5 separate regions of the Homo sapiens genome follow, and regions 1, 2, 3 and 5 are each linked to region 4. Evidence: chromatin loops called from intact Hi-C (ENCODE). Cell type or tissue: CD4-positive, alpha-beta T cell. All regions are shown on one strand.

Region 1 (4,000 bases), 75 kb before region 4:
GGTGCTTTGAAATGTGAGAGGCTTCAGCCTACAGATTGGTATTTATTTAATTAATCTTATTTGGGAAGATTTTGTATTTATTTTTATTTATTAATATCCTTTTTTTTGAGAGAGAGGGTCTCGCTCTGTCATCCAGCCTGGGGTATAGTTGTGCAATCCTAGCTCATTGCAGCCTCCGATTCCTGGGCTCAAGTGATCCTCCCACCTCAGCCTCCCAAGTAGCAGCTAAGACTACAGGTGTGCACCTCCATGCTCAACTAATTTTTTAATTTTTATTTTCGTAGAGAAGGGATCTCACTCTGTTACCCAGGCTGGTCTCAAACACCTGGCCTCAAGTGATCCTCCCACCTCAGCCTCCCAAAGTGCTGGGATTACAGATGTGAGCCACCACACCTGGCCCTCGAAAAGATTTATGTAAAGTGCTTCATAAACAAATAAATGGTTAGAATGCTGGGTTAAACAAAGCCAATCATAATTCCTTACTACAGGACTTCTCAGAGCCTTTCATACACTAACAGGGACTGTGAACCTGTAAAAGCAAGACACACTAGGCAGCATTCACCCACCTGTCAGAGCATCGAATCCTTTTCCCATGAAGCATTTACACTGGTGCCCCTAGAAGGGAGTGGAGGGGTGCAGCGTTCCCCAAAGTGTGGGACTGTGTGCCACAGTGGATGTGAACTGACCTTAGGGGATCCAGGAGAGAATCTTGGGGGTTCTAGGGGGTGCAACAATAATAACCCTGAAGGTTTCATCCACTATCGAATCTTTCTCATGAAGTCAACTCTCCGTTTGGTACTAGCGGGTCCTTAACACCTCTCACTAACGCTTGCTGATGTCTCTTTGCAAGTTTCTTTCTGTTGTAGCTATTTTTATGGTTACCTGAGTTGATTTATATCTCAAAAGAGTAAGTTGAAAACTCCCCTGTGAATCAAGGACAGGGCAAAATCAGCCAGGGGCTCAGGAATGGCCAGAGGGTGGGAGACGCAGGTGTGGGTTCAGGTGCCCGTTCTGAAGCCAGGCACCTCAGGTTTGAGGCCTGGCTTTGCTCCCCACAGCTGTATGACCATTTCTCTGCTTAGGGTCCTTTCTGGCTAAATTAAAGCTATGAAGGGAAATCAAAGAGCTAATCAGTGTTTGTTGATTAGCCCAGTACCAGGCAGATAGCAGTCTTTGATAAATATTACTGTTGCTGTTATCAATCCATGAGACGGGATTTAGGAACCGTCTCCCTAAATGCCGGGAATCAGTGGGGCAGACTCAAGAGACCTGAATTCTAGTCTCAGCCCTTCCAGGAGCAGGGTTGTTTGGGACAAGTCTTGTTCCCAGTTGCTTTCCCGCTGTCCACCTGGCGCCCAGCTCAGAGGCGACACCAAACCTCTCATGGAATAATGTGGCCCAGCCACCATCCCTCTCACATGCCTAAGACACCTCCTTTATTTCCCTCATTTCCCCCAGCCTCTCTGGCCTTCCTTTATCCACTTTCCACATAGCAGCTGGAATGGTCATTTCAGACTGCAATAGACCACGGTGAACTACAGGGTCTTTGCACCTGCTGTCTCTGAACCCCCACCCCAATCTGAAACATTCTTCCCTCCTCTTTTCACCTGGTTAACTGCAACTCACTCAGACTCTGCTCAAGTGTTACCTCCTCCAGGAAGCTCTCCTGGATTTTCCCTGACTAGGTCAAATCCTCCAGTACAGCCTTTTGTTGACACCTGTTACAGTTCATAACTGTGTGCTTATTTATGTGGTTGCTTGGTCAATGATGGTCCTGTCCAGGAGCCTGTGGGCACCTTGAGGGCAGGGTGATGTCTGCTTTGCTCACTATCATTCGGCCTCTGCCAAGCACAGTGCCTGGTATGTGGTAGGTGCCCAACAACCATTTGCTGAGTTAACACACATTGAATGAAGGCGAGAGCTGGGCACCCCAGGTAATTCCAAACCATAGGTGACCCAAAGTGGAACTAGAGACCCTGGATTCGGGCTTTCAGACACAGGTTATAGACCCAGGGAGGGGACGCCTGGGTCCTGGGAGAAGATGTCAGGAGCAGCATCTTCCCAGAGATGAGGTGGAACATGCAGTTCCAGGAACCAGCCACCAGGTGGCGAAGTGGCTCTGCCCAGGGTGGGGTGCTGTAGCCAGGGGCTCTAAATTGACAATTGCCAAATTGGAGGTTGTGAAACTCTGCGGAGGGGAGGTGGGGGCACAGGAGGGCGTCCCAGACTTCCCTGATAATCAGATGAGCTCATGACCTTTTAGCCATGCAGGGACGGATCCAGGTTTTGTGGGACGTAGACTAGGTCGAGGACCTCAGAAAGGGCCTTAGCCAGGGGCCCTGGCACTTAATTAGTATCATGGACCTCACAGTAAGTCTCCCTCTATGCACATACGCTAGCCTCTGCAATTTCAGAGACCCACCTCCAAAGCCTATCTTAGAGTCCCCCACCCACACTCATGCACAGACACACATGCATCTGGGTTCCTGGACTATGCTAGAAGCCCCCAACTCAGTCCTGAATTCAGAAGAAGCCAGAGGCCTTGACAAGCTAGCCTGGTGCTGAAGGCACAGGTGCCAGCATCCATCTCCCAGGATTCGCTCTACCCCAAGATTCCGCACTTTTGCCTCACGTACTTGGTGGACCAGGAGAGGCCATTTGGCCAGGGCTTAAACATGGGTTATCTCCGAATGAGATTACTCATGCCATCACTGAGCTACTCCAGGAGCAGAGAGAAGCCCCGTCCTCCCACAGCTCTAAACTTGTGCCTCCAAACGAGGCCACGTCGCGTGGCCAGGAACCATGAATGAATATTTTTCATAAATCCAGCAATTGTATTTTCTTTTTTTTTTTGAGACAGAGTCTCGCTCTTTCGCCCAGGCTGGAGTGCAGTGGTGCAATCTCGGCTCACTGCAACCCCCACCTCCCAGGTTCAAGTGATTCTCCTGGCTCAGCTTCCTAAGTAGCTGAAATTACAGGTGTGTGCCACTAAGCCTGGCTTTTTTTTTTTTTTTTTTGTATTTTTAGTAGAGACAGGTTTTTACCATGTTGGCAAGGCTGGTCTCAAACTCCTGACCTTAGGTGATCCACCCGCCTCAGCCTCCCAAAGTGCTGGGATTATAGGCATGAGCCACCGCACCCGGCCCCAGTAATTGTCTCCTGATGGACACAATGATACTGCATCGTATTGTTTCAGGGTAAGAATGAGGTTGAGGCCAGCCTCAGTGGCTCATGCCTGTAATCCCAGCACTTTGGGAGGTTGAGGCAGGAGGATCGCTTGAAGCCAGGAGTTTGATACCAGCCTGGGCAACATAGTGAGACCTGTCTCTTAAAAAAAAAGAAAAAAAAAAATTTAGCCAGGCATGGTAGCTTGCACCTGTAGTCCCAACTACTCTCGAGGCCGAAGCAGGAGGATTGCTTGAGGCCAGAAGTTCAAGGCTGCAGGGAGCTGTGATCACACCACAGCATTCCAGCCTGGGTGACAGAATGAGACCCTATCTCAAAAAAAAAAAAGAAAAAAAAAAAAAAAACAGGTTGATAAAGGTATATGTGGATGATGTAGCACAGACTTGTTCACCCTGTTTGGGAACTTAATTTACTTAAAGTAACTGAAGTCTTAAAAAATGTCCTCTTCTGGCTGGGCACAGTGGCTCATGCCTATAATCCCAGCACTTCGGGAGGCCAAGGCGGGCAGATCACCTGAGGTCGAGAGTTCAAGACCAACCTGACCAACATGGAGCGACCCCGTCTCTACTAAAAATACAAAATTAGCCGGGCGTGGTGGCGCATGCCTGTAATCCCAGCTACTTGGGAGGCTGAGGCAGGAGAATCACTTGAACCCAGGAGGCGGAGGTTGCAGTGAGCAGAGATCATGCCATTGCACTCCAGCCTGGGCAACAAGAATGAAACTCTGTCTCAAAAAAAAAAAAAAAAGCCTCTTCTGACATCCCTGAAGCCTCCTCAGACTTAGGCTGTAGACCAACCATGGTCCGCCTTCCAA
Region 2 (4,000 bases), 450 kb before region 4:
ACAGGAAAGAACCCAGTGAGTTGTGGATCATTATGAACTGGGCTCAGGGAAAGGAGGCTGGGAGCCAAAGCAAGGTGGCAGTGGGTTGGGATCCTAAACACCACCACAAGCTTGCTCGATGTCCTCTGGATGTGAATCATTTTCCTTTCTAAATGATAGAAGTTGGCCAGATGTTACAGGCTTATGCCTGTAATCCCAGCCCTTTGGGAGGTTGAGGCAGGCGGATCACTTGAACCCAGGAATTGGAAACCAGTTTGGGCAACATGGCAAAACCCCGTCTCTACAAAAAATGCGAAAATTAGCCAGGCATGGTGGCGTGTCTCTACTAAACATACAAACACTAGCTGGGTGTGGTGGAACATGTCTGTAGTCCCATCTACTTGGGAGGCTGAGGTGGGAGGATCAATTGATCCCAGGAGTTCAAGGCTGCAGTGAGCCATGACTGTGCCACTGCACTCCAGTATGGGTGACAGAGTGAGACCCTATCTCAAAAAATAATAATAATAGAAGGTAAATGAATGCCTTTGGTGGTTCAGAGTGAGCATTTCTCAGAGGTTGTTCAGTTTCAGGAGCAACACAGCTGAGTCAGGCAGGTGTCAGAGGCGAAGGGAGTCAACGTCACTCTTTTCTAGCCAAGGAACAGTCTTCGAAAATGATCTATGACTTGGGTAGTTTCTAAGCTCTTGCCATGGTCTATAATATAGTTGTTAGGAACCATTATAATGAACTATAATGGACCATCAGAGGCTCACAGAGGCTAGGCAGGAAAAGCAAATGAGTGAAGCAGACAGGTTGAAAGGCAATAGGCAGTGGGGAGGACTGTGGCAAACTGGAGAAGGCACATTCTGTCTAAAGGGGCAACAGCGCTACTCCTCTCCTGCCAGCTGTTGCCATGTGGGACTCTGGCCTCAGGATAGCCAGATCTCAGGACTTTTCAGAGGAACCAGAAATTTAATTTTTTCCTATAAAATTCCCCCATTTAAAAAGCACAATTGGGCTGGGCATATGGTGGCTCATGCCTGTAATCCCAGCATTTTGGGAGGCCGAGGCGGGTGGATCACCTAAGGTCAAGAGTTCGAGACCAGCCTGGCCAACACGGTGAAACCACGTCTCTACTAAAAATACAAAAATTAGCCAGGCATGGTGGTGTGCACCTGTAATCCCCACTACTTGGGAGGCTGAGGCAGGAGAATCACTTGAACCCAGGAGGCAGAGGTTGCAGTGAGCCGAGATTGTGCCACTGCACTCCAGCCTGGGCAAAAAGAATGAAACCCCATCTCAAAAAAAAAAAAAAAAAAAAATTAAGACCTCACGAAATGAGTCTGGGGCCAGACCCAGCCCACTGAACTTCAGCTTGCAGCCTGTGATCTGCCTTGGTTGATATGAAGCCATGGGATCCTTTCCTGTCATTCTCTGTTCTATTTCTCCAAAGGCAAATTTGATGACTTCCTCATAAGGCATCAGATCAAATACCTGGGGCTGATGGAGCACCTGCGGGTGAGACGGGCTGGTTTTGCATACCGAAGGAAATACGAGCATTTCTTGCAAAGGTAAAATGTGCTTTATTGATCTGAAGCCAATAGTCATGTGCCTACTACATGAGAATCTCTGGGGTTTAGTGGTAAATAAAATGGCATCCCTTAGGAAGGCTCAGTTTGGTTGTTAACTGCTGTAGTTATGACAGCTAAAAACACTAACATTTGGGAGAACATAAAAACCCAACTCTGGCTGGGTGCGGTGGCTCATGCCTGTAATCCCAGCATTTTGGGAGGCCGAGGTGGGAGGATTGCTTGAGGCCAGGAGTTCGAGACCGTCCTGGGCAACATGGCAAAACCCAATCTCTACAAAAAAAAAAAAAAAAAAAAAAAAAAAAATATATATATATATATATATATATATATTAGATGGGTGTGGTGGTACACACCTGTAGTCCCAGCTACTCAGAAGGCTGAGGTGGGAGGATCACCTGAGCCTGGGAGGTTGAGGCTGCGGTGAACTTGAGATCGTACCACTGCACTCCAGCCTGGGTGACAGAATGAGAACCATCTCAAAAACAAAACAAAACAACAAAAAAAAAAACTCACAAAAATTCAGTTTACCATCTTCTGTTCATTTCACTAATCCCTGACTGTTTACAGTCAAGGGCAAGGCCAAGTGCGTAGATCTGCCACCAGGGGGCAGCCGTGGGCAGTGCCCCACAGGCCTCTGAATTAGCAGGAGAAGCTAAGTCCATTTGTGACCGTAGGGCCTGGTTTAGTGCCTTAGCGCAACGGGCTGTCAAGAGCAGCAGGTTAGCGGTGGGGACATGGGTTTTCAAACCACATGAACTTGGATCATAATCCTCATTCTCTTATAGCTGTGACCTGTCATTTCCCTTATCTGTAGGATTAAATTGTCTGGGATCAGGGAGTTTGTAAAGATTTAATGAACTATTTCTACGCCTACTCTCACCATCCCCCAAATTGCTTATACACCAACACTTCTTCAATGATGGGCTGTGTGTGAATTTATGCTACCAAAATAGCAACACACTCTCAAGCATAATAAATGGTCACTTTGTTGGGTCAGAATGGTTGAATAGCAGAAATTTCATGTGGTTCAACCAATATTTTGAGTGTAGTCATTTGAGACTCTTTGCCTTTATTTTTCCTGGATGTACCTCCTTTGCCCACCATTTTTGCCCATCCGCTACTTATTCATTCATCTTCATCCCAAATCTGACTTCTGCGGCAGATGGCAGGGCAACAGCCACTGCCCACCTCACCCCCCTCCAAACATATACACACTTGATGTTCCCATCTACCTGTGTTTTTTTGAACTTCATACATCTCTTGTCTATTTTTGCTGCTTTCTGAGGCTCATTCATTCTTTCCATAAAATCTAGTGAGCAGGCCGGGCATGTTGCCTCACACCTGTAATTCCAGCACTTGGGGAGGCCAAGGTGGGCAGATCACTTGAGGTCAGAAGTTCAAGACCAGCCTGACCAACATGGTGAAATCCTGTCTGCTAAAAACACAAAAATCAGCCAGGCATAGTGGCGCATGCCTGTAATTCCAGCTACTCAGGAGGCTGAAGCATGAGAATCATTTGAACCCGGGAGGCAGAGGTTGCAGTGAGCTGAAATCACACCACTGCACTCCAGCCTGGGTGATAGAATGAGACTCTGTATCAAAACAAACAAAAACTGGTGAGCAGCTATCTGAGCTAGCACTGTCCTAGGTGCTGGGGTGATGTCAGAGAACAGAACAGACCCCATCCCTGTCCTCATGGAATTTACTTTCTATGGGGGAGACCAACAATAACAAAGACGTAAAGTTGGCCCTCCACACCCGCGGGTTCCACATCTGAGGATTCACCCAACTATGGATTCAAAATGCTTTTAAAAATACAATAAAAATAACAATACAACAATAATAATACAAATTAAAAAGCAATATAGTCTAATATCTATTTATGTAGTATTTACATAGTATTAGGTATAATAAGTAATTTAGAGATGATTTAAAGTGTACAGGAAGATGTACTCAGGTTATATGCAAACACTATGCCATTTTTTATTAGAGACTTGAACATCCGTGGATTTTGTATCCATGGGGGTCCTGGAACCAATTCCCCACATACGATGAGGGGTGACTGCATAAGGCCAGGCAGGGATATGTTATTTGAAGAAAAGTGAATCCAGGTAAGGGGAAAGAGTGGCCAGGCTCCCTCCTTAGGTAAGGGGGTCACTCTCTGAGTGAGGAAGTGAGCCATGAGGACATTTGGTGTCTTAGTCTGTTTGGGCTGCTGTAACGAAACACTACACTGGGTGGCTTCTAACCAACAGAAACTTTTCACAGTTCTGGAGGATGGGAAGTCCAAGATCAAGGCACTGGCAGACTCAGTGTCTGGTGAGGGCCAGCTTCCTTGTTTGTAGATGGTGCCTTCTCGCTGTGTCTTCACATAGTTGATGATGTAGTCATAAGGGCACTAATCTCATTTATGAGTGCTCCACCCTTGT
Region 3 (4,000 bases), 360 kb before region 4:
TGAAATTAAGGCTCTGGGAGCAGGAAAGGGGTCATTTGTCCTGTTGACTGCTCTGAACAGCTGCTTGGTTAAACATGTTCTCATTGCTGGAGACCCAGCAGTGTCTTCCTTTACCCCATGAGAGCTAGAGTATCCTGGGCTAGAGCATCCACCTCTTCATGTCCCTTTGAAATGAGGACAGGAGCTGCCAGTCACAGCGGCTGCACTAACACTCTCAGGTCTGTGCAAACTCCATTTGTCCCAGCAGGCACTTTGCTGAGACTCTCAACTGTGATTGTAGTATATAAGTGGAGTGGAGGTGTTACATTTACTGAGTTATGTAGAGAAATACTTTTATCACAGAGCCAGAAGTTCTTTGTAGACAGAAACTTACAAGATACCACTGAAGTGACCCACCTGAGCTAAATCCGTTGTCTGGAACTACCACTATACGGTGACTCCATGTAAATTAGAGATAGGTACCCAGTCCTCATATGTCAGAAAATTGTCACAATACATTGGTTTTGTTGGTACAAGACCGTGCCTCCAATCTGCTGGAACATGGTTGTCATAAACTTAACTACCTACGATGTCTGTGTTATCCATGCCACAGCCTCCCCTGGGCTTGTATAGTGCACAGCCTACCCATACATGCTCATCCTGCCAGCGATAGAATTGGTGACTGAGCCACAGTCCCCATTCCCTGGAGAGGCTTGGCTTCATTTATTTGCCATGTTTGCACTTCAGACCTTTTTATCACACTCCAGCTGCAGTTCCCCATGAGCCTGTCCTGTAGTGTAGGACAGTCACGGGATCCCCTGAAGTATGTGGCCAGATAGCCACCCCCACCAGCAGATGGCTTCTGGCAGCAGCTGTTCCTCCTCACGTGTCTTCATTTTCTCCCTCGGTGCATCGTACCTTGTTTGTGTCACTCCTTACTGGAGAGCTTGTTTGAGTGCCCCTGGCCACTGGTGATCAATGCCGAGAGCTGCTAGGAAGGCAGTGTGTGCTGAACAGTGGATGTTTCTGACATTCTTCAAGGTAGGCATAAGGAATTGAAGGGCCCACTGGGCCCTGCAGGCCATGTGAAGGAGTAAAGCTGGCTGAGTGGGTCTCATTACAGGAGCATTCTGTTTGCGTGCTAGACATATAGAAATAATCTCCACTTCTGCGCCCTCCTGTTCTTGAAACAGCCCTCTTGGTCTGTGTAGCTCTACTTGAGAAAAATAGCCCCCACGAGTGAGTTGATAAATGGCAACTGACACCCAGCCTCAGTGTTGGGGAGCAGTTGGAAGCACGTGCCTCCCCAGAAGAGGCCACCGCCACTCAGCTCCTCCAGACCTGCCATGTGACGAGGTGGGCTCCATAACGCTCTTGAGTTTTTAAGAGAAGGCCAAAATTCAGATCTTCCATGTTGTGAACTAATTGAACTCTGTAAAGTGCCTAGAAAGTCAGATAACACCTGTCTTTCCACCAAATTCAACCTGTGGGCCACCCATTTGCAACCTCTGCTTTTGATTCAGAAAAAGCCCAATTGTGTGGTAGGGACTCCCTTTCTAGCACTTCCCTCTGCAGACCCAGATGCATCTCCCTTGTCTCTAGAAATCCTCAGCCCCACTACCCATCACGCCTACCCAGACGTGGCCAGCACCCACCCATGGGAAGAGTCTGGGGTGGTATAGATTGCAGTATCTCCTGAGAGTGGCAGAATCCGACTCCCTTCACAAATATCATTGCTTATTGGAAATTCACTTGACATCCCAGTTACTCTGGCCCTACTTTTTAAAGCATATCCCTCAGGGATGGCAAAAGAGATGTCTGTCTTAGGCTTTAGGCAAAGTCCCTTTTCCTCTTTACTTTCCACTGGAGAAGGGGAGAGGGTTGTTCATTGTTATCCCAGTTGTCGTAATCTGGTGGCTTGGTTATTAGAATATGAGAGCCCAGGGGCCTTTGCTGGATTTGGACACAAGGGGGCGTCAGTAAGCTGATCTCAGACTCATGCTCTCCTGGGCATTGTTTCCTTTTTTATGGTTAGTATTGAGGGCTATGCTTCTCTATTAGGCTTCCAGATATTAAAGTCCTGTAGGAAGGCTCTTCTTCCCAGAGGGTGAGTTTGGGCTGGAACTCTAGTATTCAGAACCGGAAGGATCCTCAAACATACTCTTACCCAGTCCTTTCCCCTGTCTCTGTCAAAGGCAGAACTGAGGCCAGAGAACTTCAGTCAAGGTCACTTGGATATCAGTGATAGAGCTGGGCCTGGAAGCCAGGCATCCCTTTTCTAGCTCAGTATTCCCTGTGTGTGCATGTTGAGATGCAGTGAAGAAGAGGAACGCTGACTCACATTCACCTCCCAAGAGGCATGGATATAATCCTCGCATATCCACGCCAGTTCCCAGAAGGCAGGAAATGTATCACAAGAGGCAGTCCCCTCTAAACGTTTAAACAAAGAGGCTGGTGTGGAGCTGATCAAGCAAGACTGAGATTTGAATCCAGTAAACGCTCCTTGAGCTAGGCCATGTGCCACTTGCTTTCACATGTACCATCCCATTTCATCCACATAACCACAAACGCATCTACTAATGCGTGTGAAGGCTGGGGAGGCATAATTTTAAAGCAGGTTGGAGGAACTCCTGCAGGCAGACAGGAACTTGATGGAATTCTCCATCCGTTCTCATCTCAGTGCCAAGATAATTATCTTAAATTTAGGCAGAATGGTTTAAATGCTGTTACAGCTGCCTGTTGACTTCCTGTTTCTCCCTTTTGTCATCTAACTTAATGATTCTCAAACTTTATGTACATAAAAAGTCCTTCTCAGGTTTGCCTCCACAAAACTGTGCTCCTGTTCCCACATGTGACTTAGGGGTCTTGAGAGGTAATTTTCCCTTGCCCACTAACTTTGAAGCCTAACCCCTGAATCGGGGCACCATAGGATAGTCCTTTGGGGATCACTGGGTGAACATGGCAGGAAGGCAGCAAGGGTTCCCCAAAACAGGTCTCGCCACACTGGCATACTGCTCGTTTGCTTTGTGATGAGGGGACCAGACGGCAGCCGAGTGGATGCTGTGGAGACAGCCTGTCTAACCTGCGAAGCATGTGACAGTGTTACAGTTGTAGCTGAAAGGGAGAAATGTGGCATGGCCTTCATAGGACAGCAGGGTTGATTGGTCACTTGTTCCATCACAGTGTCTGAAGACATCAGTTTCACCTGGTGATTGGGCCTCTCAAGTCGGGCCAACAGACTCTTCCCTGGGCCCTGTGCTGTTCAGCACTGTTTTTATAGTCACTGCTCTGAAATAAAAACCTCAGCACCCCAAGTACTAGGAATGCATTAGATGATGGAACCAGAAGCCAGGAAGGCCTCAACAGATTAGAATCAAGAGACAAACTAAACAGATGATTTAGTAGGAGAACTCCAAAGTTGTGGTTCTGGGGCTGTGCATGTTGAGGTCTGGATGGAGTAGATGTGCTGAATGGCTGTGTCCTAACAGAGCTGACCACCAGCCAGAAGTCCAGGCCCAGCACCACCCCCACATCTCGGTCTCTGCTCCCTGCGTTGATCCCTGCCATCCACCTGCTCTGCTGCCAATAGAAAGATCTGACAGAAAGTCAGCCCTGTTACTCTTTGCCTAAAACCTTCTGCAGCTCCCATTACCTTCAGGATGTCCCCTAAATTCCTCAGCATGACTTGCAGGCACTTCATGATTGGGAAGGCAGCGGGAGATGAGGGGTGATGGGTAATTCTTTTCATTTTACAGTGTTCTGTAGGTTTGATTTTTTTTTTTTTTCTTTTTTCTTTTTTTTACCATGAGCTAAAGATACTCTTAGCATTGAGAGAGAGAGAAATGTATCTTGTCCCGGTTTCTTTCATCCTTTGTCTGATGGCCAGGAGCTTGTCATGACTCATTTTGTCTAACTTCCCCATCTCACTGCTCTGTCCCCTTGAGGTCAGTCTCCCCTTGCCAAGGAGTGATACTGTCACATCCCCAAATGAATCTTTGCTTTTAATCAGCACTCATTCAAA
Region 4 (4,000 bases):
CTGGTTCGCTCCCAAGCCCCCACCTGGAGAGTCAGTATTATCTCAAGACTGTGACACTGATAATAAGAAAGTTTTGTGCATTCAGCAGTATTGACTGAGCATCTGCTATGTGCCAGGCACTGTTCTGGGCACTGAGGACACAGAGTGGATGTAAAAAACCAAGCCCTTGCTCTCAGGTTGCTTACCCAGGTCTGGGAATCATACACACCAGACAATTGCACTCCCTCAAACACCGATTAATCACTCTAGCAAGGAACCAAAACTGGATTCAGGAACTTAAAACCACACCCCCTACAGCGAAGACCTATTTGGCACTTACGGCCTCGGTACTTTACACACACCACCTCATCGACTCCTCACAGCTGCCCTAGGAGATCAGCATCCCCGTTTCACAGCTGGGGACACTGAGGCTCACGAGGTGAAGGAGGGGAACTATAGCCTCCAGGTAACCACAACCATCCCAGAGCTCAGGACACTGTGGGAACTACCACCCCTAACAAGCCTTCTTTGCCCACTAAGTCGGACTGTCTTAAGATCTCCTGTCTTTGGGTTTCAGGTGGACTCTGCCCTGGGGGCTGGTATTTTCCTGCAAGGCCACCAAGTGAACCAGCAGGACAGGACAGAGCCCACATGGAGAAGGAGAATAGAGGCTCAGGTTGCACCCTTTACCCGGGACCCAAAAGGCAAAGGGCAGGGGCAGTGGTGCTGGCTTCTAGTTCCCATTTTCCATCTGGGGCCTTGGCTGGACTGGGCTAGGCTGAGGGAGTGCGGGAAGAGGGTCTGAAAGTGGACCGCCTTCCCAATGCGCCCAGGAACTTCCACACGACATACAGGGGAGGGGCTTCCTCTCGTAGAGCCCAAACTGAGGGAGGAATTGGTGCCAAGCTCTGTATGTCTGATGTCACCTCACAAAACAGCTCCCCCGACAACCCTCACCCCTGTCCTAAAAGGAGGAAAAACTTTAGGTGGTTTCCCCTAGAAAGAGGCCCTGGAATTTTGCAACTCCATCTTCAAAACCCTCTCCTTGTCCCCGCCTCACCAGGCTTCCTACCCTTGGAGGGGGAGATGGGAGTCTTTGATCTGGAATGGGCGAATTCTGAGGGAAGAAGGAAGGGTTTGTAGGTCCCATGAGGGAGAGGCTGGAAGCGTTCAAAGAGAAGGCTTATGAAATGGGGGGATTCATTGTAAGGGGAGCGAGTTGAGAGCCATCAGAAAGCGCCAGGGATGAAGGACTTTGGGGAAGAAGGGGCAGGAGGCTTTGGGGGAGATGGTGGATTACAGAATGCCTAAGGGAGATGGAAGATCATCCGTGTTGGGGGCACGGATGATCAGGGGGCATTTGGGGGATATGTAGGACTGTGAGGTGTCTAGGGAGAGGGAGGATTTGGGGAGGACAGGCAGGATGTGACATGTTTAGAGCGGAGAGGACTTGGGAGTGGTCCGGGAAAGGGAGAATTTAGGGTGAGTGGAGGGAAAGAGGATCTTGGGTGCCTGGGGAAACAGTACTTAGGGGTGTCTAGGGCAGAGATGGTTAGGGGATGCTCGGGGGAAGGAGGATTCGGGTGCGCGTGGGGCTGCGGGCCGCCTCCCCCCTCCATTCCGGCTCACCGAAGAAGGGCGGCAGGTGGGACACCGCCTCGAGGAAGGGCCCGGTCTCGATCTGCTTGTCCGCGGGCAGCGGCTTCAGCAAGTGTTCGGCCAGCAGCGCCATTTCGGGGTCGAGGCCCGCGGTGATGCCCCAGCCGGCGCCGCGGGCGTCGACACCGCCCCCCCGGCCGCCGCCGTCAGCGCCGGGGCCGTCACAGCCGCCCGCCGCAGGCTCCGGGGACGCCAGCGTCGCCACTTCCGCCCGCACGGCGCCCTCGTAGCCGAGCGCTCAGCGCCGCCCGCCGGCCGAGCGCCTAAACTGCCGGGCGCGCCGCCCCGCCCCCGCTCACCGGCTCCCAATCCGCGCCCGCCGCCGAGGTCTCCGCGCCCCCATTGGCCGGGGGGCCGGCCGGGGGCGGGACGCAGAGGAGGTGCGCCGGTTCATGGGTCCCGGAGGGCCCAAGTGAGCCGCTCCCAGGTGAGTCTTCCCCAGGTGTGCCTCCCGCCGCCCCCGGTTTGGCCCCCCAATCCGGGCGGGCCGACTCGGGCCAGGTCACAGCTCACAACCCGCCCACCAGCTCGGGTTACAGCCCCACCCAGCCAACGCTCCCCAGGACCCCCGTTTCCCCCAAAATTGTACCCCAGTAACCCCAAGTGACCTGGGTGGACACTGCTCTCCTGTTGGTCACGGTTCTCTTTCGCTACAACCGACGAGGACGCTCGATTGCTTGATTCTTGGTCTTCAATGACCTTATACCTGTTGAACACTGCTGAAGTCACAGTCTAACTCAGCCACTGCCCTGCTGGACAACTCCTGCTTCCCGAAATCTGGGGTCCAGTCTGCCCTCAACAGTCTGATGTTACCTGTTGTGAGGCAGAAAAATAGGGCCTGGAGGCAGGGAACATAAGGCTGACTTCCTAGACCTAAATCAAAAAGCACCTTAGCAATGACAGGAATGTAAACGGCTTTGCAACTTCACTTCATCCTCTCCATTCACGCCCTTTACACTTTGTAACTTCACATTCATCCTCTCCATTTACACAGACCACACACTCCAAGAAACATCCTCTCCATTTATACTTTGTAACTTCACATTCATCCTCTCCCACCAAGTAACATCCTCTCCATTTGCACATCCTCTCCATTTGCAATAGGGCACATTCTGAGTAAATGACTCTGTGACTTCACTTCATTCTCTTCATTTACATAGAATATTCACCAAGTAACCAATGGGAAACCTCTAGAGTATTGAGACCCTAGAAAATTCTGTAAGCAGAGCTCTTGAGCCTCTACGCTCAAGCCTGCTCCCAAACTGTGGGGTGGACTTTTCGTTCTCAGTAAATCCTTGCTTTTGCTTTCCTTGCTTCGTTTGTGTGTTTTCTCCAAGATGCCAAGTACCTGGACACCTTCTACTGGTAACAGCTGGAGCCAGCCCAGTTTATACCAATTCACCCACAACCTGGACACTTGTTTCCCAAACCTAATGTCTCTCCAACAGCCCAGGGTCCAGCTTCTCACACCTTGAATCACAAGTCATCTCAGCCACAACCCACCTAGATGCTTATGTCCTAAACCCAATGCCCAGCTTATGCAAAAATCTAACACACCATTGTTGAGAGCCTCTTATTCATTCCAGAATAAACATTTGCCATCCTTCCCACCCCTCCCCCACCCTCCACCACTATGTGTCATGCACTGCACTGGGCACTGAGGATAAAGTGAATGATACAGCAAAATCCCTGCCCTTGTGGAGCTGACAATCTGGTTGGGAACACAACACAATGCAATACACAAATTGGTAAGACAACTTCAGACACTGATGAGTATGTGAAGAAAATAAAACAGTGTAGTGACGGAGGATGACTGAAGCCTGTTGGCTGAGATCGGATGTAGGGGTTTGGGAGCAGTACCTCTGAAGAGGTGATATTTGAGCTGAGACCTAGAGGAGAAGTAGGATAGAGCCAGGTCAAAGACTTGGGGTGTGAGTCTGGCCAACATGGTGAAACCCCATCTCTACTAACAAATACAAAAGTTAGCTGGGTGTGGTGGCAGGAGCCTGTAATCCCAGCTACTCAGGAGGCTGAGGCAGGGAGAATTGCTTGAACCAGGGAGGTGGAGGTTGCAGTGAGCCAAGACCGTGCCATTGCACTCCAGCCAGAGCGAGCGAGACTCCGTCTAAAAAAAAAAAAAAAAAAAGACTTGGGGTGTGAGGCACATGAGCAAAAGCCTTAAGGTAACAAAGAGCTTAGTGTGGTGCAAGGAATCGGGGGGCCAGGGGAGGAAATGGGAATGGGTAAGTGAGGGCAAGAGTGAGTAGGGTGATAGGAGTTGAGGTCAGGGAGGTGGGCAGAGGCTGGAGTATATTGGGGCAGGAAGGGAGTGGTGAAGAGTTTGGATTTTTTTTTTTTTTTT
Region 5 (4,000 bases), 300 kb before region 4:
TCTGAAATTTTGCAGGCAGAAGGCAAAGTGGATTTTAACTTTTAGCTGATCGATGGTGGCTGTTCCCAGGCTTAGTGGGAGAGCATGCCAAGGTTGATTAGCAGTGTCTGGCAAGGGCATGGCTAGGAGTGGCCTCTGTGCTTATGTTTGCTCTCTTCTTAGCACGTGGGTCCTGGCCCCTTTGCCACTCACCCTCAGGCTTATTGCTTTTGTCATTTATTCTATAGGTAGCACTGGCTGTATCCTTGAACTTGAGAACATTCCTCCGGCTTCAACCCCACAGCAATGGGAAAGTGGACCTCAGCTTACCCAACATTGGTATCAAGCGGGCCTGGGATGTGGCCAGGCTTCAGTCACTGGACACAAGCTTTCTGGGTGAGTGCAAGGAGGAGAAACCAGGTGTGCTAAGAGCCTACAGAGAGGGCAGCTGGCCAGGTATTCTGGGCTGTCCCCAAGGGAGCCAGGGGCCAGCTATTTCCCGGGTGTTTTCTACCCTGACCTCATAAAATTAGCTTCACTCATTTTATTTTTTTAAAATTTATAGGTGTAAAACAATGCATTGGATCTCTGTGGGCTGTTGTGGACAGATCATCAAGGCCTATTGTTGAGTGAAAAAAATGCAAAACAGCAAACATACGTATTTAAGTATAAATATGTGTATAAATGATAGAAAAGGTCTCGGGGGCATAGACATCAGATTGGCAGTGGTGATTAGTTCTCCTGGGAGAGACCTAGGGCCAGAGAGTAGACAAAGTGACACATGTTTTAAATAAGGAGAATATATTGGCATTTTGTATAATTAAAAATTGATAAAAGTAGGCCAGGCACAGTGGCTCATGCCTGTAATTCCAGCACTTTGGGAGGCCAAGGCGGGCGGATCATCTGAGGTCAGGAGTTCGAGACCAGCCTGGCCAACATGTCGAAACCATGTCTCTACTAAAAATACAAAAATTAGCTGGGTGTGGTGGCACACACCTGTAATCTCAGCTACTCAGGAGGCTGAGGTAGGAGAATCGCTTGAACCTGGGAGGCAGAGGTTGCAGTGAGCCAAGATTGCGCCATTGCACTCCAGCCTGGGGGACAGGGCAAGACTCCATCTCAAAAAAAAAAAAAAAAATTTAATAAAAGTACAAGTTACCTATGCTTATTATTGGAAAATATAGTCAATACTGGGACATTGTAATTTTAAAAATCACCTATTATTTCCCTTCTCCTTTCCCTGACCCCAGTAATGACTCTAAGCATTTAGGCATTAATCCTTCTGGGTGATTTTCTGTAGATTGATAGAAAGATTGATAGAGACAGGGAGATATCTTGGTTTTTTAACCAAAATTGGGTCAGGCCATATAAACCATTCAGAAGTACTGATTTTTTCTTTGTGTGTCACGTGTGTGTGCTGATTTTTGACAGCACTGTGAAGATTTCATCCACTCATAAGCAGGCCAGCTTTTTCCATCAGTGGAGTCCCCTGTACCTGCCCCAGAGCTGACGTGTGTTTTCTCTGTTGTCAGTTTACTGTCTGCTCCCTGGGCTGAATGAAGCCTTGCTCTTTGGAACAGTGTTTCTCAGCCAGGATGGGGTAAATGAGAATCTTTTTGGGTTTTTTCCTTACACTGCACCTGAACCCTTGACACCTGCTTCCCATTCCCCATGAGAAACCACAGTCACTCCCATATGCCGTATGGGGATGGAGGAAGAGTTGAAAATTCTCATTTCACTTGTTGAGATGGGGTCTCACTGTGTTGCCCAGGCTGGTCTGGAACTCCTGGGCTCAAGCAGTTTTCCACTTTCCCACCTTGGGCTCCCAAAGTGCTGGGGTTACAGGTGAGAGCCACTGTGCCCAGCCAAAATCCTCATTTTAGAGCAGCCCTTTTTAACTTCATCATATCTTGGAATCACCCAGGAGTTTTTTGTGATGGTGGTGGTGGTTTTTTTTAACCAATACAGATGGATGGGCTCCTGGCTCCGCCCCTCTCTTATTGGGAGTTGGTAGTGGTGGTAGGAGTTTTTGAAAGGGGTTCCTTGGGTGATTCTGGGGACACCTCAGTTAAAAGCCACTCCTTTGGAGCGTGCATCTGAAAACAACCAGCCAGAGCACATGGAACTTGCTTTCCAAGGTGCACAGGGCCACCCAGCCAGACCAGAAATGTCTCCTGAGAACCAGCTGCAACTTGTGTATGTCAGTAGCTTGGGGTGGAAGCAGCCAGGTATGGGGGAACATGTCTCAGACCACTCCAACTCCCTCAGTGAACCTGGGGCAGGTCACTTCATCCTCTGGGCCTCGGAGCAGAGACATGTTTCCTGACTGAGGGCTGCCATGAGGATCCGACGACACTGGAGGCAGGCATTAGGGGTGCGACACAGAGTGCATTATGTAGGGAAGGGCTTGTTAGTTTTGGAGCTCTGGGAGACATACTATCTTCTAGGTTGCAAAGATCTACCATCTTTCTTTCAGTGTCCTTTTGCTCCCTCCTGATAGTAATAAACATTGAACTTTTTTTTTTTTTTTAAGAGGCAGGGTCTTACTATGTTGCCCAGGCTGGTCCCAAATTCCTGGGCTCAAGTGTTCTTCTGCCTTAGCCTCCCGAGTAGCTGGGAATATAAGCACATACCACTGCACCGTGCTACTACAGTGAACACTTATTGGGCACTTACGTGTGCCAGGCACTAAGTGTGTTCACATATGTTAGCACTCTTAGAATTCGCCAGCATTCCCTGGAAGTAGGTGGTGGTATTCATCCCCATTGTACAGATCTGAAAATTAAAGTTCAGAGGTCAAGTGGCTCAGGTTACACTTGTTGGTGACACTGAAAGGATTCAGACCCAGGTTTCTCCTAGCCCCAAAGTCCAGGCTCTTAACAGCTGTTCCATCTCGATTACAAAGCTCTGAAATACCTGGGTTCTCAATGATGCCATGACTTGGCCATTTGAGTATATCATTAATCCATTCAACACACATTTACCCAGTACTTAACCAGTGCCCGAAGTTTCCTAACACACGCATGCCCAATTCCATTTCCCAGTCCCTTGAGAATGTGACCTGAGGCTCAGCGAGTGATTTGTAAAGGTGAGCTGGCCAGAAAGGCTCTGCCTTCTCAGTGTCTCAGAGGAAAGTGGCCCAGGTTCCTGTACATCCCTGGGAACAACCTGCCTCACCTTCCCCTTCTGCCCAGGCACCGCCTCGCATTTACACTGTCCTATTCCTGATGATTATCTTTTGGAGGAGGGAAATATTTTGGGGGTTAACTTAACACTCTTTTGATTTTGGTTTTATACAATGGAAGGTGAAACCTAGGCCCTTGTGCGATTGAGCCAGCATTCTCTGTGTGTGTCTGTGTGTCTGTGTGTGTTTGTTTTAAGACTACAATTTTTTTTTTTTTTTTTTTTGAGACAGGGTCTCACTCTGTTATGCAGCCTGGAGTACAGTGGTGCGACCACAGCTCACTGTTTCTTCAACCTCCTGGGCTCAAGCGATCCTCCTGCCTCAGCCTTCTGAGTAGCTGGGACCACAGGTGTGCGCCACCATGCCTGGCTAGTTTTTGTACTTTCTGTAGAGTTGGGGTTTCGCCATGTTACCTAGGCTGGTCTCAAACTCCTAGGCACAAGTGATCTGCCCACCTTGGCCTCCCAAAGTACTGGGGTTACAGGCATAAGCGCCTGCACCCAACCTTAAAACTACTGTTAATTAGCACTTACTACATGCCAGGTGCTGTGCTAAAAAGTTTACACCCCTTATTTAACTTTACGTTCCTGACAACCGTAAGAAGAGGCACTGTTGTTATCCCTGTTTTACCAAGGTGGGAAACAGGTTCAGGGAGGTTAAGTCACACGGCCAGTAAATGGCACAGTTGGGACTCAAACCCAAGTCTGCCTAAAGCCAATGAACAGACTTGGGTGTGGGGTTCAGACCATAAATTCGTGTCCATCCATGTTCCAATTCCAGTGACTAGTCGATTTTCTGTGTTCTGTTGTTTATAAAGCACCAAAGTCCCTCTCACCC

What was found. Hi-C counts contacts between places; a loop is a spot of excess contacts. Peaks named below come from ENCODE experiments on the same cell type or tissue, not always from the same donor. Only the 100,000 strongest peaks of a DNase experiment are listed, where the experiment ranks them.
Region 1: a loop joins it to region 4, with 11 times the contacts of the local background. A loop is called at or near these places in 84 of 110 quality-filtered maps.
Region 2: a loop joins it to region 4, with 12 times the contacts of the local background. A loop is called at or near these places in 9 of 110 quality-filtered maps.
Region 3: it touches region 4 in a loop (3-fold over the local background); 8 of 110 quality-filtered maps call a loop at or near these places.
Region 5: a loop joins it to region 4, with 4 times the contacts of the local background. A loop is called at or near these places in 8 of 110 quality-filtered maps.

Annotation. Positions count from the first base shown.
Region 1 is chr12:109,803,360-109,807,359 of GRCh38, forward strand. The region is part of intron 3 of TRPV4 (transient receptor potential cation channel subfamily V member 4); the gene reads right to left. Among named protein-coding and RNA genes, the nearest start is that of MIR4497, 28 kb to the right of the region's middle. In CD4-positive, alpha-beta T cell, CTCF peaks have their summits at 2,107 (motif pointing right) and 2,307; a DNase peak (open chromatin) is centred at 2,112.
Region 2 is chr12:109,426,037-109,430,036 of GRCh38, forward strand. It overlaps MYO1H (myosin IH), which reads left to right. Exons shown (of 32, transcript NM_001101421.4): 18 at 1-15; 19 at 1,433-1,550. Among named protein-coding and RNA genes, the nearest start is that of KCTD10, 49 kb to the right of the region's middle. In CD4-positive, alpha-beta T cell, CTCF peaks have their summits at 2,180 (motif pointing right) and 2,380; a DNase peak (open chromatin) is centred at 2,175.
Region 3 is chr12:109,516,994-109,520,993 of GRCh38, forward strand. All of the region lies in intron 19 of UBE3B (ubiquitin protein ligase E3B), which reads left to right. Among named protein-coding and RNA genes, the nearest start is that of UBE3B, 41 kb to the left of the region's middle. In CD4-positive, alpha-beta T cell, CTCF peaks have their summits at 1,953 (motif pointing right) and 2,164; a DNase peak (open chromatin) is centred at 1,958.
Region 4 is chr12:109,878,664-109,882,663 of GRCh38, forward strand. It overlaps GLTP (glycolipid transfer protein), which reads right to left and starts at 1,878. Exons shown (of 5, transcript NM_016433.4): 1 at 1,609-1,878. The coding sequence starts at 1,711. It overlaps LOC124903012 (a long non-coding RNA gene), which reads right to left and starts at 2,738. Exons shown (of 3, transcript XR_007063455.1): 1 at 2,698-2,738; 2 at 2,452-2,511; 3 at 2,235-2,344. It also overlaps a transcript of TCHP not described here. RefSeq lists a silencer at 1,586-2,135 and an enhancer at 2,460-2,961. In CD4-positive, alpha-beta T cell, no CTCF peak of the experiment used is centred here; DNase peaks (open chromatin) are centred at 298, 878 and 1,898; H3K4me3 peaks cover 2,195 bases; H3K27ac peaks cover 916 bases.
Region 5 is chr12:109,575,771-109,579,770 of GRCh38, forward strand. It overlaps MVK (mevalonate kinase), which reads left to right. Exons shown (of 11, transcript NM_000431.4): 3 at 228-375. Among named protein-coding and RNA genes, the nearest start is that of MVK, 4.0 kb to the left of the region's middle. In CD4-positive, alpha-beta T cell, no CTCF peak of the experiment used is centred here; no DNase peak of the experiment used is centred here.